Linked DNA regions of Homo sapiens: all the other regions are linked to region 2. A link is a loop called in an ENCODE intact Hi-C map of the cell type or tissue named here. Cell type or tissue: MCF 10A. All regions are shown on one strand. Links, peaks and the distances in the headings refer to the core of each region. The heading gives the core; the rest is flanking DNA.

Evidence for each region. Hi-C counts contacts between places; a loop is a spot of excess contacts. Peaks named below come from ENCODE experiments on the same cell type or tissue, not always from the same donor. Only the 100,000 strongest peaks of a DNase experiment are listed, where the experiment ranks them.
Region 1: it touches region 2 in a loop (4-fold over the local background); 14 of 110 quality-filtered maps call a loop at or near these places.
Region 3: it touches region 2 in a loop (4-fold over the local background); 7 of 110 quality-filtered maps call a loop at or near these places.

What each region holds. Positions count from the first base shown.
Region 1 is chr5:147,367,017-147,373,232 of GRCh38, reverse strand. STK32A (serine/threonine kinase 32A) reads right to left here. Exons shown (of 13, transcript NM_001112724.2): 9 at 2,463-2,579; 10 at 1-64. Among named protein-coding and RNA genes, the nearest start is that of STK32A, 140 kb to the right of the region's middle. In MCF 10A, for the core only: a CTCF peak has its summit at 3,276; no DNase peak of the experiment used is centred there.
Region 2 is chr5:146,539,133-146,545,348 of GRCh38, reverse strand. No RefSeq gene overlaps it. Among named protein-coding and RNA genes, the nearest start is that of PPP2R2B-AS2, 21 kb to the left of the region's middle. RefSeq lists an enhancer at 4,218-4,718. In MCF 10A, for the core only: a CTCF peak has its summit at 2,921; a DNase peak (open chromatin) is centred at 2,918.
Region 3 is chr5:146,944,842-146,951,057 of GRCh38, reverse strand. It overlaps a transcript of PPP2R2B not described here. Among named protein-coding and RNA genes, the nearest start is that of PPP2R2B-IT1, 28 kb to the right of the region's middle. In MCF 10A, for the core only: a CTCF peak has its summit at 3,705 (motif pointing right); no DNase peak of the experiment used is centred there.

The DNA of each region.
Region 1 (6,216 bases), core at 446-5,445, 830 kb before region 2:
TATACGGGAAGTTCTGGACATCAGATAACTGAGAAAATCGTTGGTCTGGATTAGGTTCGAGTAGCTGCCAATAAAATGCAAACATCAAGGCCATAAGAAAGGATAGAAGGACAAAAAAAAATCATACAAATTCCCTCTAAATGCTTTCAACTGTAGGACTGAAGGAAAATAGACAGTGTCCCCTATCCCTAATCCCATAAACAATGTAGATCATACATTATTAGAATGAACAGTATGTAGGATTCTGCAATGTGATGAGTAAAAATGGCTTGTCCTACTAAGTCAAATATATCTTTGATTCTTGACTCCTCTACTTACTAAGGGCAAATTTGTTCTCTAAATCTTAGTTTACCCATGTGTTTAAAAAAAGTGGTAATAATGTATTTCATACGATTGTAATCAGGATTAGTGGGAGGCTATTTATACAAAGTACCTAGTAGAAAACCTATGGTGACAAATGTTGATACATTTCACAAGTAGAACTCATTTCCTACTAAGAATTGTAGCTGTTTTTACAACTAATTAAAATACATTGGGGGCGGCATAGATAAGGTGTAACTAAAGTAACTGTTATAGTTCTAGATTTTACTAATTGAGATAAAAGATTTTTGCCCCCTTAACCATTCCTGAGCCAACATCACAGCAATTGTGTGGCTCAAATAGGCATTGTCAGTCCCACTTGAGAATGCTTCTGAAGATGACAACCATGCAACCTCAGGGTGTAATTTGTGGAGTGAAGCAGGGCTGTCTTGGAACTAAGCAGAATTTGCTTATGAAAAATGATCCCCCATTCTATGTCTTTGACATTACTGATGCAATGTCCCTATTCCAAAATAAGGAACTTGACTCCAAAAACAAGAGACACAAATGATGACTCCTTAGCCACTAAAGCTATTTTCCATTACCAGCCACAACTGGTGCAATTTTCTCCTCAAAAAAAAAAAAAAAAAAAAAAAAAAAAAAGGCCAAGCCCATTCCTCTTGGGCCCCTCATTCTTGTTTTGTATCATCACTCAATATACACTTTTGACCTCCCGCTATAACTGTTCTTCATCTGTTTGATGAAGATGGGTACCTTGAAAATCTGATGAAAGCTGTGGACCTCATTTATTTGAATACTTGTCAAATTTCACTTCTCAGGCTTTGTGTTAGATGCTGAGAATACAATGGTAACACATGTCAGACATGGTCCCTACCCTCATGAAGCTAAGAAGAAAATGGTACGTAACCAAGGATCACACAAATGCTGGGTATAATTTTAAACTGAAAAATGCTATGAAGGAAAGATAGTGTTATGTGAACTTACACCAAGAAGGTGATATTTGAGCTAAGAGCTAAAGTTGTGCTTCCCAAACTATGTAGAAGGGTCAGTTATTTTTGTTTGTTTTTGTCTGTTTCAATTTCCAATCCACTGAAATCAGTATGTGGTCTTATTATGCATTGCCAGTATGCAGCACCCCACATAGACACCTTGTGACTTGAGTTCAACAACCGTCAAACAAGCTTGGACCCTCTTCAATAAGATAAGTCCATTGATCATGTGTTTAGATGCTACAGCAGTGTCCAATTGCTATAAAAGTTTCTAAATGCTTCTCTCAAGTTCTTTACTTACAATAGACCTGCAGAAAAAATTCATGGACTAGAACCAGTGAACCACATTGAGTAGTACTGCTCTCAAGGAGGAACTGGAGGAACTAGGATTGGAGGCACTGTTCCAGGAATAGGTACTGGCATGTGCAAAGGTCCTGTGGTGAGAGGAAGACTGGTATGTAAAAGTGAAGAAGGAGAAAAGAAAGAAAAGAAGAAGAAAAAGGCCAAAGCAGTTTATGTGTAGTCAAAGGGGGGACAAAAGTCCAAAAGTCCAAAACAAGGCTTGAGAGGTATTTTGAACTTTTGTACCACAAAATTATTTTAATCTTTATTCTAAGAATAAGGAAAATATCCTGGACTGTCCTTTAACAGACCACTGTGGGGCTGCATGGGGAATAGAATGGAGTGGTAAAAGTGTATGTGGACAAACCCGTTATAAGGCTAGACTGATGGCAGTTGGATCAGGGAAATAGTAGTGAGGACAGAGAGAAGTGAAATATTTTAATACTTAAAATATAAAATTTCAGAACCTGGTGATGAATTGAATACGCAGATGACAAATGAGTCCTGGTTGCTGGCTGGCGTAAGTGGATTTGGATAGAGAAGCCAGTCACTGAGAGAATTTCCTGAGAAGATATTCAGGAAAGACAAAGATAAAGAAGTCCTTTGAGTTTAAGATGGCTTTGGGACATCCAAGGGGAATCTGAGTTGAGTTAATGAAGCCATGTATTTGAAAGCTAACAGCTAGAAAATACACTCTACAAATGTATACTATCATGACTGTCCCCAATATTGTATACTAACTTCTAAACTTAAGCCAGAGAGCCTGCTTCCTTTTGTTACTTCGTTTGGACATGCAGTCTTCCTTCTTACCTTTTTAAGAAGTGACACCATTTCCTGTGACCAGGCAGAAGGGTAAGTTACAACAGTCGTCTCAAACGTGTGTACAATTTCCTTGCTGGAAGTACTGGAGCGAATATGATACGGTCTCTTAAGGGAGAAAAGAAGTAAAAGTCTTCATTTGTATAGGACAAAAGAAAAAAAAAATTTCCAAATGTTTCCAAGCTAAACTTTCAACCGATAAAATATCTATATCAATTTCTAACCCTGTCCAGCTGACTCTTGCGTTGCCATATGTGTAGGTGGTCCTGTGTTGCCAGACCCCCTACTTTTTCTTAAAGAGACACTAGGAATTTATGGTCGCTTCTAAAATACCATAAATTTTAAAGTTGAACACTCCACTGAGCCAAACAAAACATTCAAGTGGACTGAATCAGCCTCTGAGATGCTGATTTGAAATTGTTTTATAAGGTATTATATAAGTATTAACACGAAATACTGGACAAGTCCTCAATAAATGGAAGTCTAAAAAATTATTATGTAAGGGTTGATTGCAAGTAAATCCAGAATTTTACCATACCATCCCTTTCACTGCAACATAATGAGGAAGCTCAGGACAGAAAACTGCTCAGAAAACATCAACTCCAGTCCCACAAATGCTATGAGTCCCTGGTTCCACAGAGTATGGCAGGGTGGAGAATTTTGTGATGAGGCAGAAGCTTTTAAAAAAAATTTTGGGGGAAGAACCAGGTTCTTCTACAGTTTTAATTTTGAAGAAAAGTAATTTAAAAAGAAAAGAAATTAAACAAAAGAAAACTGTGGATTAGCTGTAGTTTTCACAGCTTTACACTAGAGGACAGCCTTTATCTATATTATTTTGTAGGGGACTCACCAACACTGAAATTTCATGTCTCTTATGTGAACTGTAAGATACTCACAGCCAGAGATTATATCATTCTTGTTCATGAGACCAAGCATTCAGTAGGTGCACAATACATGTTTATTTAATGAACAAAATTTCCATATTCGATTAACTAGCCACAGCACAGTTAATATGGATATACACATTGATCACATGCCTGGCCCTTTTAAGATATTTAATAAATGACTGTTGATGGATGACCTAAATTGGGGGAAATGAAAGGGTTTAAGTTTTTCCCTGTAGTAAATCAGTGTTAAGAGGTAATATAAAATAATCATGTGTTTGAGGTTAAAAGGATTTGGTGCTAAACTTCTCCACTCAATTTCTGAGCTTGTTACTTCATCTGTAAAATGAGCTACCTCATGAGATTGCTGGAAAAATTAAAGGAGATAATATGTGTAAATTTCTCAACAGAGTGAGTGGCTAATAGTATTAGACACAATATAAGAGAGAGATTTTTATCATTATTGACACAAAGGTAAAAATGGGCATATGTAAATGTGAATGAATAGTGAACAGCAAAATGAGTCCTCAAGAAAAGTGATGGGAAGAAAAGCTTAATTTTACACATGGCAAGTCAATGTCAGCTATTCATGGAACCATGAAGTGCCAGGAGGTGGCCCTTGAAAGGGAGATTAATTCAAACATTTTTGCTTTTTAAGTAAGATCTAAAAACAACTGCCATATTTACCCCCTCAACACTAAATAAAGGACCATAGCTATATCATATGTCTTGGTAATTATATAGTAGAAATAACTCATTAACTCAATATCAGTAAAGGAGTGCTAGATGCTTTATCACCATTATCAATGTTTATTGGTAATTTAGTAGCCAAAGGGTTAGGTTACTCCATATGATTCAGACCATGTTTATCATTAAGAATCAGATTAGGCTTAGTATACTCAAGCTTCTAGGCTTATATGTGTATGCACATGTGTTTTTACTTTTTTCTGTGTTTCTTCTTGATTTTAATTCATTGCTGCTTCTCAACCTACTGTTTCTGGGCCACCTAGAAAATAAAATGATTTTATAAACAAATGAATTAACTGATGAATGCCACAAGCAGCTGGTTTAAGTGTGTACATTTTTCTCTAGTTACTTTACAAGGCCATATGACTGAATTTAATTTTTAAAATCTCCATGACCTGTTGGTTTATTAAAAAATAATCACATTGTCTTTATCTTATTTTTTAATTTACTTTTACAGTTCTAAATTTTAAAATTAATTTGAATTAATCAACTACCAGAATTGTATATTTATTTATTTACCAATTATTTATTGAATGCCTACCATGTTCCAGCACCTTTCTTAGGCATTGAGGGTACAATGAAGAACAAGACACATATGGTTTCTATGTTGGTGGGGCCTACAGTCTACTTAAGGAAGCATGTAAATTTATTATATAGACTGTATACACACACACACACACACTTAAATAAATGGGATACATGCTATAGAGAAAAATTACAGTATGCAGTCACAGTATATATCATAAAAGCCTAAGGCAGCATCTAAACTAACAGTGAGCATATAGAGAATAAACAAAGTGGAAAAGGTGAAATGTTATAAGGGAACAAATGATGTGTTGTGAATATGGTTGTATTTCAGAAGTGCAAAGGCAAAAGAATTGCAGCTAAGCATGTACAATGAGTACAAAACTATGTACACATCTATCCTAAGTTAACACTTTTGGATAATATGAAACTATAAAAGATGTGGACCTTTGCCTTTGCAATGGCAATGAGATAGTAGGGAGTTAGAGAGATGACAAAGCAGATTAATAGTTAAGGGACACATTCATTAAGACTGAAACCAAACTCAGAAATGATGAGAATGTTTTCGAGCACATTTTCTCATTAAGACATATACTTTTCTGTAAATAAAAATTTGTACGTATGGAGGAAATTGTTTAGCACACTTCCTCTGTGCTTGAGTTGTATTGATGCTTGTAATTAAATGTTACTTCCTTTTCTTCAGATAAGCTACATTTTGAAACGTAATTGCAGGTAGCATAGTTGGTCATTTTTTCCTAGAAGGTGTCTAAGTGATTTGTTTCTCCATTCATTCAATAACTGTCAGGCCTCTGAGCCCAAGCTAAGCCATCATATCCCCTGTGACCTGCACATACACATCCAGATGGCTGGTTCCTGCCTTAACTGATGATATTCCACCACAAAAGAAGTGAAAATGGCCGGTTCCTGCCTTAACTGATGACACTACCTTGTGAAATTCCTTCTCCTGGCTCATCCTGGCTCAAAACGTCCCCCGCTGAGCACCTTGTGATCCTCACCCCTGCCCACCAGAGAACAACCCCCCTTTTTCCTTTACCTACCCAAATCTTATAAAACGGCCCCACTCCTATCTCCCTTCGCTGATTCTCTTTTCGGACTCAGCCCACCTGAAACCCAGGTGAAATAGCCTTGTTGCTCACACAAAGCCTGTTTGGTGGTCTCTTCACATGGATGTGAGTGAAAATAACCATGTATTATATACCTATTTAAAGTTAAATATTGTGACCAGGTGCGGCGGCTCACACCTGTAATCCCACCACTTTGCAGGGCCAAGGCAGGTGGATTGCTTGAGCCCAGGAGTTCAAGACTAGCCTGGGCAACATGGTAAGACCCCAACTCTACAAAAAATACAAAAAATTTCCAGGCATGGTGGCATATGCCTGTAGTCCCAGCTACTTGGGAGGCTCAGGCGGGAGGGTTGATTGGACAGAGGAGGGGGTGGTTGCAGTGAGCCGAGATTGGGCCATTGCACTCCAGCCTGGGGGACAGAGCAAGACTCTCCTGAGGAAAAAAAAAACAGTTAAATACTGTGAATAATACTAACCTATATAAGATACATACTTTACCTTTAA
Region 2 (6,216 bases), core at 884-5,883:
TCATCACCAAGTATTTCCAGCTCTCCACCTTCTGAGAACACTTCCTAGTCCCTTTGTGGTTGGATGGGACAAGTGACTTTTCTTGCCTTTTAGGGTTATACATTTCTTATGTTTATTTCCCTCTGTATGCATAAAATACTGCAAGGGCTTCCTTTTCCTAGCAATAAGATCTCCAAACCATCGTCCTAATTCATGGGCATTTATAGTACCCTCCTGAGTTCATGCTATGGTGCTGGGTGCTGGGTGCTGGGTGGTACTGGGTGCTGGGTGCTGCTGGGAGCATTGATCTTGGAGACAGGGTCTCACTCCATCATCCAGGCTGGAGTGCAGTGACGCTATCTCAGCTCACTGCAACCTCCACCTCCTGGGTTCAAGTGACTCTCCCACCTCAGCCTCCAGAGTGGCTGAGACTACAGGTGCGCACCACCACACCTGGCTAATTTTTGTATTTTTTGGCAGAGATGGGGTTTCGCCATGTTGGCCAGGCTGGTCTCAAATTCCTGACCTCAAGTCATCCACCCACCTCGGCCTCCCACAGTGCTGGGATTACAAGTGTGAGCCACCGCACCCAGCCAGGAACATTGATTTTTGAGAGTAGATGACATGTTTTGCTTTTAGGTCACACCATTTAGTTGTCAGCACAGTCTTTGTAGGCCTCTGCACCCCTCTAGCATGATAGACCAAGTTGATGGCTGCTCCATGAGTCCAGATCCTACAGTGAGGAGACACAAATCACAGCCCCAAGGCAATCCACAGTAGGCACACAGCACAAATGAGAAATAAGCCACCTAAAATTAGGAGGTTATTTATTACCACAGCAGAACTTTGCCTATGGTGACTGAAACAGGGTCTGACCTCCAGATTATAAACTACCACAGCCACCAACCAGAGGACAGGAGCAGTGACTGTCACTAGGAGGCCAGGCCATTGTGGCTTGTGTGGCTATTGCCACTGCTGAAGCCACAGCTTCCCCACACCATGAAGCTAAATAACACAGAATGAACCTGGAGCCCAGCTGCTGCCAGCACTCACACATATCAGCAGCACAAAATCTCAGGAAAAAAAAAAAAAAAAAAGGCCTTTGTCTTCCTTCTACCTTCAAAATCTCAAGGGCTCCTACTTGCCAGAATCTAAGTTGCATCTAGAATCCTAGTGGCCAAAGGGTCAGGGGAGTGTAGGTTTTCAGACTTCTGGTCCCTGTGATGGAGGAGTCTGGGGACACAGAGAGCGATGGAAACAGATGTTGAGTGCCAACAAGCAAAATCTAGCACAAATCCTCAAAGTGTGCTCCAGGCCCCTCTGCATCAGGGTCACTGGGGTGCCTACCACCAGATGCCAACCATACAGGCTCAGACTTGTGGGGACCTGGGATCTGCATTTTGACAATGGTCTTGTCTATAGAAGAAGGGATTTGCCCTTAAGAGAGGAAAAAAAATAAAAGATCCAAAGTATTTAATAAAACGGCTCCTACATAAAAATTGCTTTACCACTTTAATGTCCCCTGTAAGTTTTGTGTTTCTTGTATAGTTTTAAGTCCTATTAAAGTTGTAGATTAATAGTAAGCAAACAAAATCCAACTCTTTCATTTTAAAAATAAGGAAAATGAAGCACGGAAATGTTAAGAATTTTGCTTAACATTAATTTTTTTAGTAAGAGAGACAGTTGTCTAGACCAAAAAAAAAAAAAAAAAACAATGATTGAAAGCCAAATAAATTAGATTTGGCCTCAGAAGACATGTCTATTCACCAGCCACCTGAGTATTACCCACAGAGAAAACTTTTAATTTAGCAGCTGCAAATGGGCAGGCCTCAAGCCACAGGTGTATTTTGCTATTCTACACAGTATACTTTTACAATTTGAGCTAAGCCAGGCGTGGTGGCTCATACCCATTATCAGGCACTTTGGGAGACTGAGGCAAGAGGATTGCTTGAGCCCAGGAGTTAGAGACCAGCCTGGGCAACAAAACAAGATCCTGTATTTACAAAAAATAAATAAATAAATAAATAAATTAGGCGTCGTGGTCCACAACTGTAATCCCAGCTACTCAGGAGGCTGAGGCAGGAGGATCCCATGAGCCCAGAAGGTCAAGGTAAGCCATGATCATGCCACTACACTCCAACCTGGGTGACAGAGCAAGTCCCTATGTAAAAAAATAAATAAATAAAATTTGAGCTAATATCTAAAATTTAGGAAATTCCACATAAAAATCCATGTATTTGGTTTCCCTTGAAAAATTAAAGGGCCCCAGCTTCCCAGCTGACAACAACTGACTCCTCTAAGAGGCAGCTCCCAATCCTCATGTCCTTACCCCCCATCCTGACCCCAACTGACCCCCCAGACCCCCTTCCAACTGTGTGCTCTCCAGTTTGCTACTGTGCCCACCTATTTTCCTGTAAAAGGTAGATTTCTACTCCTGTAAAAAATAAACAGCTAACTGACTACAACCCAAACACCAAGAAGAAGGGAGTCATTTCATTTTACCAAGGGTGCCATAAGGTTGTACCAAGCGTTTATTGGAAGCATTTGGCTTGATGACACCACCCCCCACCCTACTCCACGCCTATATTTTTTATTTAGAGAACTATTTGCTCATGGATCTTTAAAGAATCCAACAGTGTCTTCTGGAAACTCAGGGTTAGGGACAATGATATTTATCATCATGCTTGAAATCGTCTTTCTTGCTGTAAAGAAAGATTCTTATAACTTTATGCTGATCAAAAGTAATAGAACAAAGATAGACCTGTGAGGCGGTGCAAGTTCTTTCACCTTCCCATTTCATTCATTTTTACGACTTTCCTGGCCCCTGGGGACAATTTGCCACTCTGGCCTTAAGATACTTTGTAGATAGATTTGTGCCCCACGGACCTGTTTGCAGCCTGCAGTCCGATCTCCGGTTGAGGTGAGCCCCCACCTGGTCACCTGCAGAACGGCACCCACGAGGGCCAGCTAGTTATTCTGGCACACAGGGCAGTTAGAGCGAGCGCTCCTCTATACAGGACACCACTGCGCTGTGTATTTGAGGTAATTAGTTTGGCTCTAAAATTAGCAGTTAAATAAATGTTAATGAACAGCTGTTCCCAATAAACAGGATAAATTGAAATTAATAATTGCCGTATTCATTTAACAAATGAATTACCCACTTTTTAAATACACCAACATAACACATGTGTGATCTCCTGCCAAGAGGGGCCGGCCTAGGAAAATGTACTTAGTGGCAAAACAGGGTAAGCCAGGAGCCAAGCAGGGCAGATGCCATGCCGCCCACTCTAAAGATACCAACAAAATGTGTGACTGCTTTCTTATTTTTATTCCTGTAAAAGGTTGAAATAAATATCAGATTAACTACAACCCAAACACCAAGAAGAAGGGAGTCATTTCATTTTACCAATGGTGGGGTAAGACTGCATCCAGGGTTTCTTGAAGGCATTTGGCTTGATAACACCACCCCCTACCTCACTCCACCCCTATATTTTTTATGTAGGGAACTATTTGCCCGTGGATCTTTAAAGAACCCGACTCTATCGCATCCCAGGAGTAGAAAATTGCTAGCAACACTGAATTCTAGGGCAGTGAGAAGGACAAGAGCTTTAGAGGGACAATCTAGGCTCAAGTTCTGACTACACTAATTACCTCAGTTTCTTCATCTGCACAATGGGAATTGTGAGCTTTGTGTAAGATCATATAGGTCAAGTAGCTAGCACAATGTTTAGCATTTAATAGTTCTTTATTATAATACATATTATTACTTTTCCTTTACAGTGTAAATGACAATCAGAGTTTAAGGAACAAACTTACAAGTAAACTAAGCCTTTATCTGCCGGAGCCCCACGCATTGATGCCAGGCTCTGTCCTGGGCAGGAACACCAACGTGAACAAGACAAGGGCTCTGCCTAGAGGAGCCCATGTGCTCGTGTCCTGGTGTAGCAGGCATGTGAAACATGGACATAACAAGCAAGAACGTTTAGGCGCGTGCTGTGAAGAGACTAAAAGGGGACAACAGAAGAGTGGCTGGGTGACTTTAGCTGCAATAACAGGAACATTTGAGGGACCACCACTCTGAGGGAAAAGTTAAGCCAGCACCTGCATGTGACTGGAAGGCTGCCATGAAGTCTCCAGGAAGAACATTCTGGAGAAAGAGCAAATGCAAAGACTCTAAAGTGGGAAAAAGTACCAGCATATTCCAGCGAGAGGGTGAGCGTCATTAGAACTTAGGGACATAGCCAGGCTCAGTGGCTCATGCCTGTAATCCCAGCACTTTGGGAGGCCAAGGCAAATGGATCACCTGAGGTCAGGAGTTCGAGACCAGCCTGGTCAACATGGTAAAACCCCGTCTCTACTAAAAATACAAAAATTAGCCAGGCATGGTGGCAGGTGCCTGTAATCCCAGCTACTCAGAGGCTGAGTCAGGACAATCACTTGAACCCAAAGAGATGGAGGTTGCAGTGAGCTGAGATTGCATCATTGCACTCCAGCCTGGGCAACAAGAGTGAGAGGCCATCTAAAAAAAAAAAAAAAATAAGAACTTAGGGACATTAGTTTCTGAAGATCACTCTGGCTGTCAAGTAGAACAAAAGTGAAAGGAGGGAGCTGAGTTAGAAGGCTTTTGCAGATGGTGGCTTCCCCATAAATTGACCCAACCTACTTCATTCCATGCAAGAGGATCCTTTCACCCCAGGAATTCCCATTACACATAGTTTTCATTACAACATGGAAGGTCATTATTGGTAGAAGATGTTACAGCCAGTACAGAGCGAGTCATGCACACTCTCTCACCAGAGAGGAGTTAGACCTGGAAGGCAATCACTGGGCCACGCTAAGATCTTCACCTCCTTTGTTTGTCCCTTTGTCCCCCTCCCTATTCTCAGCATACACACAGCTAGTCATTAGCATTCTTTGCATGTGGAGAGACTCAGTAATGGTTTGTGTGTCTCACATTGAAATACTATAGGCAGATACAGTATTTCAGAGTGGTAAAGAGACCTTGGTTAGCTGCGTCTGAATCCCAGCTCTACCATTTTCTGCCTGTGCAACCTGGACAATTTACTTAACCTCTCTCATGTGTCAGTTTCTGTCTCTGGGAATGGGGAAAATAGCACATAGTTATTAAGGAGATCAATAATAACAATGGAAAGAGCATAGCATGTAAGGGTGTTGGCCTACAGTAAGCCCTCAGTAAATATCAGTGCTTAGTCATAGGCCCGCAGCACACAGTTCTCTCTGATGGACACAAATCCTGTTCCAGTGATAATCAAGCTGTGACTGTAAAATAGACTGTTACATTTAAATTAGAAGCAAAGTTAATGATAAAGTTAATTCATAGACAGGATGTTTGAAGTTTTACGTTAAAAATGAACTTATGGGTCCGGTGGCAAACTCTTATGTCTCAGCAGGCGTTTCTTTGGAGCCAGTATAAAGTGTTTAAAACTTCATAGTAATGTAATATTAAGTACAGGCAAAGTTAGTAAGACAGACCTGTCATACACTGATGGGGAGAGAGCGGGTGTAAAACGCTATAGCCAGTTGAGAGGCTTTTTTTTTTTTTTCTTTTAAGGAGTCTCTGTCACCCAGGCTGGAGTGCAGTGGTGCAATCTTGGCTCACTGCAACCTCCGCCACCTGGGTTCAAGCAACTCTCCTGTCTCAGCCTCCCAAGTAGCTGGGACTACAGGTGCACGCCACTATGCCCGACTAATTTTTGTATTTTTAGTAGAGATGGGATTTCACCATATTGGTCAGGCTGGTCTCGAACTCCTGACCTCAGGTGATCTACCCGCCTCAGCCTCCGAAAGTGCTGGGATTACAGGCGTGAGCCACCTCACCCAGCCAAGAGGCATTTTTAATACATCTTTTAAACGTGCATCAACTTCAATCCACCAATTTCACTTCTTTTTTTTTTTTTTTTTTTTTCTGACACAGAGCCTCTCTCTGTCACCCAGGCTGGAGTGCAGTGGCATGATCTCAGCTCACTGCGACCTCCACCTCCAGGTTCAAACGATTCTCCTGCCTCAGCCTCCTGAGTAGCTGGGACTACAGGCATGTGCCACTATGCCCAGCTAATTTTTTGTATTTTTAGTAGAGACGGAGTTTCACCATGTTGGCCAGGATGGTCTCAATCTCCTGACCTCGTGATCCGCCTGCCTTGGCCTCCCAACGTGCTGGGATTACAGGCATGAGCCACCGTGCCTGGCCCAATTTCACTTAATATCTGTTCTGGAATA
Region 3 (6,216 bases), core at 583-5,582, 410 kb before region 2:
CATTTGCCTGGGTCTTTCAATCATGAAAAATCTCAAATTTAGATGCTTGACCTTATCTCTACCTGAGGTTGTATACCATCATAGTATACCAGGATTTAAAGATGACTGTATTTACACCCTTTAGTGTTTTATCCATATTGCCGAAAATTTTTGGCACTAAGAATTAAATATTTCTTATATATCTGTTAATTACCTGGTAAATGGCATACCTATGTTGTTTGTATCCTATTTTGTGCTAACAGCATTAATTTGTTCATGTAAACCTTGGAAATTATACCATGACTTTAGTCACCCTCTTTTGACATTTATTCAAGCAAGAGACTTGGTCTGTCTTGGCATCTGGGAGCATACAACCTGTGATGTTAGGTCCAGCACTTAGAGTCTTTCTAGGGATACTATGTACAGCCTAAACAGTGACTCTTTGGCTGTATATTTATTTTCACTACCTTTTAAAAGCATTAAAAAGAGCTGTCAGTACTTGGAAAAGTACTGATGTTTGGCCTTGTCTCAGAGCAGTTGAACCTGAACTTCAGGGGATGGGCCCCAAATGTCACCATATTTCAAGGTCTTTCCAGGTGATTCACTGTGCTGCCAACTTGAAACTTAAATTTTTTTTAAAAAATGTGACATAATTTTGGATAAGTAGAACAACTGTCAGGCTCTGTGCTCTGTCTTTGGCAGTGATATCAGCAAAGCTATTCATTTTTTTAATGGTGCTTTAAAAAGCTAACAGTACTTCTTTAACATAAATTATCTATCATGTTCAAAGTTCCCTGATTGCCTTATTTTTAATTTTTACAGGTAAAATGTAGGTATATATATTTATGAGGTACATGAGATATTTTAATACAGGCATACAATGCATAATAATCACATCGGGATAAATGGGGTGCCCATCTCCTCAAGCATTCATCATTTCTTTGCGTTACAAACCTTCCAATTATATCCTTTTAGCTATTTTTTAAAGTACAATAAATTATTGTTGACAGTAATCATTCTGTTGTGCTATCAAATACTGGCTCTTACTTATTTTTTCTAATTATATTTTTGTACCCATTAATCCCCACTCCTATCCCCACTACCCTTCCCAGCCTCTGGTAACCATCATTCTACTCTCTGTCTCCATGAGTTCAATTGTTTGTCTTTCTGTGCCTGGCTTATTTTACTTAACATAATGTACTCTAGTTCCATCCATGTTGTTGCAAATGACAGAATTTCATTCTTTTTTATGGCTGAATAGTATTTTATTGTGTATAGGTACCATGTTTTCTTTATTCATCTGTTGATGGACACTTAGGCTGCTTCCAAATCTTTGATACTGTTAATAGTGCTGAAATAAACATGGGAGTCCAGATAGCTCTTTGATGTACTGATTTCCTTTCTTTGGGGATATACCTGCTAGGTAGAGCTGGATTATATAGTAGCTCTATTTTTAGTTTTTTGAGGAATCTACATACTGTTCTACCTAGTGGTTGTACTAATTTACATCCCCACCAACAGCATAAGAGGCTTGCCTTTTCTCTACTTCCTCAGTGGCATTTGTTATTGCCTGTCTGGATAAAAACCATTATAACTGGTTTTTATTTTAACTGGGGTGAGATGATATCTCATTGTAGTTTGGATTTGCATTTCTCAGATGATCAATGACATTGAGCACTTTTATATATGCCTATTTGTCATTTGTATGTCTTCTTTGGAGAAATGTCTATTCAGAACTCTTGTCAATTTTTAAAATCAAATTATTAGATTTTTTTCCCATTGAGTTGTTTGAGCTCCTTATATGTTCTGGTTATTAATCTCATGTTGGATAGATAGTTTGCAAATATTTTCTCCCATTATGTTGGTTGTCTCTTCACTTTGTTGATTGTAAAAAAAAACTATTCTTGAAGCTTAATAGTACCACTCATGTCAAATGTTAGCAAACTCCTAATCATCTGTAAGTACCTAGCACATGTATCACCTTCACCATGCAGCATTCCTTGACCTATTCAGGCAAAAAGTTATTATCCTGTCTTTTATGCCAGGAATTACCCATGAAGTTCTGTTACAAGTACAGATACATGACCCCAAACCCAGTGTTTCAGAAGCTCCATGGGTGCCCTTTCTGAGATTCTGTGATTTTTAGCAAAGTCCTTAGATGAGTCTTATGTACAGCAGTTTCAGGAAACATTACTCTATGCCCTCATGGTATGTGTGCATACTTCTGTTGTTGCACATTCACTCAATTATAGTTACTTATTTACCTGTCAAATGTATCTACTAAACCATGAGCCTCTTGAAAGTAAGGATATTATCTTAATTTTAACTCTCAAGTCCAATCATAATGCCCTCTTAATAGAAGTTTTTGCACCAAATGAATGAATATGAACAAATCTCCCCAAATCAGCCAAATTTCCTTTAATGATTCATGATTTCTCATAGGAACACATGAATTTAAGAAAACAAAATTATAAAGATTAAGTTATTTCTTTTTTTCCCTTTGTTTTCTACTTAATATATAAGACTTAAAGAATTTAAGCCTTCTTTTCATTGTTACATTTATATTTTTGTGTACCTACATCAGGCACTATTAGAAACTAGAAATATAATAATAATAGCTAATATTTATTGAAATTTTACCATCTTCCAGGAACAGTATCAAGGACTTCACATGCATTAAGTCATTTCATCCTCCCAACTAACCTATAAGACAAATAGGTATTAACATTATCCCTCGTTGTATAAATGAGGAAACCAAGGCACAGACAGAGTAGATAATATATTTAAGCCAAACACCTAGGAAGCAGCAGAGCCAGTGTTTAAACCCAGGCAGTCTGCATCCAAAGACAGCTCATGCCCGTAACAATGTTTCCTGCCTCTGAATGTTGAATAAACATAGTCCCCAGTCTTAAAGCCTCATGGGAGAGACAGACAGTCTCAAAAAGTATTTGCATAAAGTGTTAAGGGTTTATAGGGTAAGGGAAACGATTATATGAACACAGCATGGCAAGTTTTAAATTTTGCCTTGAGAGGAGTAGGGGAAAAATATGAATGAAGAGAACTTGGCTTAGCCACACAACCCTGTGGTCTCATGAGTGCATGCCTTTGCTTATGCTACCACTTCATTAGGAATCCCTTTACAGAGAAGGTGATTGGGTTGAACATGAAAGGTGATTAGTGGGATTTCGCCTTGAGGAAAAGAAGAGAACGCAAGGGCATTCCTAATGAAGTGGTAGCATAAGCAAAAGCATGGACTCATGAGAACACAGGGTTGCATGGCTAAGCCAAGTTCACTTACAGCGGCTCCAAAGAAGGAAGTGGTAGATGGTGAGATGTGAAAGGACAGTGGTGAGAAAGGTGCATATGGCCGTTAGATCTCTCACAGAAAGTCTAAGTGATTTGAGCAACAAGAGAATGTATTGCCTCATCAAGCAGTCACAAAATAGGGCTGGCCCCAGGTATATAAGGCTTTAAACCATATGTTTAGTTAGGCACCTTGTGTCTTTCTTCTGGCCTCTCAACTTGGCTTCTGTCCCATTGGCTCTGTTCTCTGGCTGCAGCTCCAAGCCTCAATCATCTCATTACACAAAGCACCAAGCTCAGCGACTGAGACAGTCCACTTCTCCAACAGTTCCAGAAAAAACAGGAAATGAATTTCATTGACCAGATTTCAGTCACGTGCTGGTCCCTGTTGATCCTGATCCAATCACTAGAGGGCAGACTGCACAGATGTCTAAACCACATATTCAGGCTTTGGAAATTATGAAGTAGGCGCAAAGCACATGCAGGTAGAATAATGAAGAGATAGACCCCAAAGTAGAATTGGGGTGCTGTTGTCACAAGAAGAGAGCATAAATGCTGTGCAGAAATATAACAAATATCCACTGAAGTTGAAGTTCACATTTTGAGAGATCCTGAATGTTGTCTGTAAACTAACCAAGGCATCTGCCTCATATTATGGAATTTTTCCCTAAACGTTTAGTAATGAGCTTTGTCTGATTACTGACCTTGTGTAGATCTCTGGTTCCTTGGGGCTGAAACTGAAGAGCAGGTTGCTGTCTTTCCTTCAGTTGTGAGGATGTTCAACATAAAACAAGATGCAGGATTGAGCCTTGACTTTGGCTTTCTTGAGAAACACCCTCTCAGGCTTTCTCTGCTGAGTATTTTTTAAAGCTGTCTAAACGGATACCCCCACCCCTACCCCAACCACCCAATTCCCGTCCTATTGGCAGCCACTTTAGAAGGGAAGTGTGTGAGATGGGAATTGTTTAGATGGAAACAATCCTTCTGTAATGGCTTCGGCCTCCTCTGGCATGAATTGAGCATTTACAGTAGTGAAGCCATGTTTTATTTATGTTATTTCCTCAAGACCTCTGGTTAGCTTCTCAATTTGCAATGCAAATTAGACATAGAAAAGATTTTATATACTCTACATACAATTCTCCATACATCCACATTCAGTGACAAATTGTAATCTTTCGGCCTAACAGTTCTAGTGTAATTTTAGATAATAAAAATATTCACCACTTACAGTTCTAGCTTATGCTAATAGACCCACAGTCATCAGAGATGCTGAGACTAAGCAACAGACTTGGGACTCAGAAAAGTAACACTATTGATTGCACTGCCTTTTGAAAATGAAACTTGCAATGAAAGACTCTAACTTACACCCCAGAACTTGGAAGGAGGAGCAATTACCATGAATTCAAGCATCACTTGGCATGTGAGCTCTTGCTGTTGTCCTATCATACTCCAAGCAGTGGTGGGGGGACAGGGGGAAGACAGATATCAGAGCCACCTTTGAAAGATGGGAAAAAAAGACTTGTCTCTCTTCATCTGGTACTGCTTCAAGTTGATTGCTGAAGTGTGCACAGGGGTAGTTGGGCTATACTCGCTACTAGCTAATTGTATGTCCTTTTGTGTAAAGCTGTTGCTTAAGCGGCTACAGCGTTAAAAGGGAACACAGGGATAAAGAGATTTTAGATAAATCATTTTATAGAATCCACATGACTAACGGCTGGCTTGGCTCAAAAACTAAATTGTGAATTAGAATCGATAGCCCAAATGTAACAAATCTCACTCAGCCTCTGGTCACACTTCAGTCTCTGCACAATCCCAATATTTGTCTTTATAAGGTAAGAGTTGCCAGCAGCTGACGACACACTGACCATTAGGCAGGGGTCCATAGTAACACCTGGCTATTAGAAAGATCTGACACGTGTCTCAGCTCATTCTTGGAAACAATGGTTCTTCTTGCATACCATCAGTAACATTCTTTCTCAAATCGAATTGCCTTACACAATGATTTTCTGTCTTCAAAAATTAGACTTATGTGCACACAATATAAAACTATGTTATCCCTGATGACAAGGCTGAAAATGCTTTCCCCCACTGTCCTCTAAACTTTAGGAAAACAAATTGCTATTTTTATTTCCTATTGCCTCTCCAGTGGGTGCACCCTGGGCACACAGCCCTTAAAAAACATCATCAGCAGCTGCTATAGCAGCACAACTTTAGCTTCTTGTTACGAAAAGCCTCTGGGTTGCAGTGGGGAGCAAGGTAGTCAATATATCGGACTTGGACAGTGCCCAAACAACTATTACAATTCAGACCATGATTTCTGGCCCAATTCTGGAAAAGTATTTGCTTTCCAAGATAAAAATCTGTTTGGCAGAAAAGAAATGTTTGTTTTAAAATAAAATCCATTTGGTTAATAATTATCCACCCAGTTTTAGGTTGCTTTCCTCATTTCTGTAAATAAATTTTCCTACATTGCCTCTCCCAGTGATTGATGAAAAGTGGACTTAAATTTTGAGGAAGGAACCTGAAGAACATATCCAAGTCCTCACTACCCTGTTTGGTAATAGTTGCATCTAATGTCTTCTATTTTTCTTCCTGAATTAACTAGATAGTATAGTGTGTAGGAAGTACAAAGCAGGTATTCATCAGGAGTTACAGAGATTTAACATGGGTCATTAAAGTGCTGTATGTTGGCCTAATTTGAAAAATAATTCCCCAACTATGGCTAACGTATACTAGAAGTCAGTTTGTCTATCTGTGTAAATGAGGGTTTTGCAAATCTTAAGTTAGAACATATTTGTCAAAGAGTCAACACAGTAAGTTACAAGAGGGCATCTTTGGTTAAATAACAGAAGCTGATCTAATCACTAATTTGCCATACCTTTTCAATGAAAACAAACTATTAGACTCCTCTGAGAGACCAGATCAGACATTCGT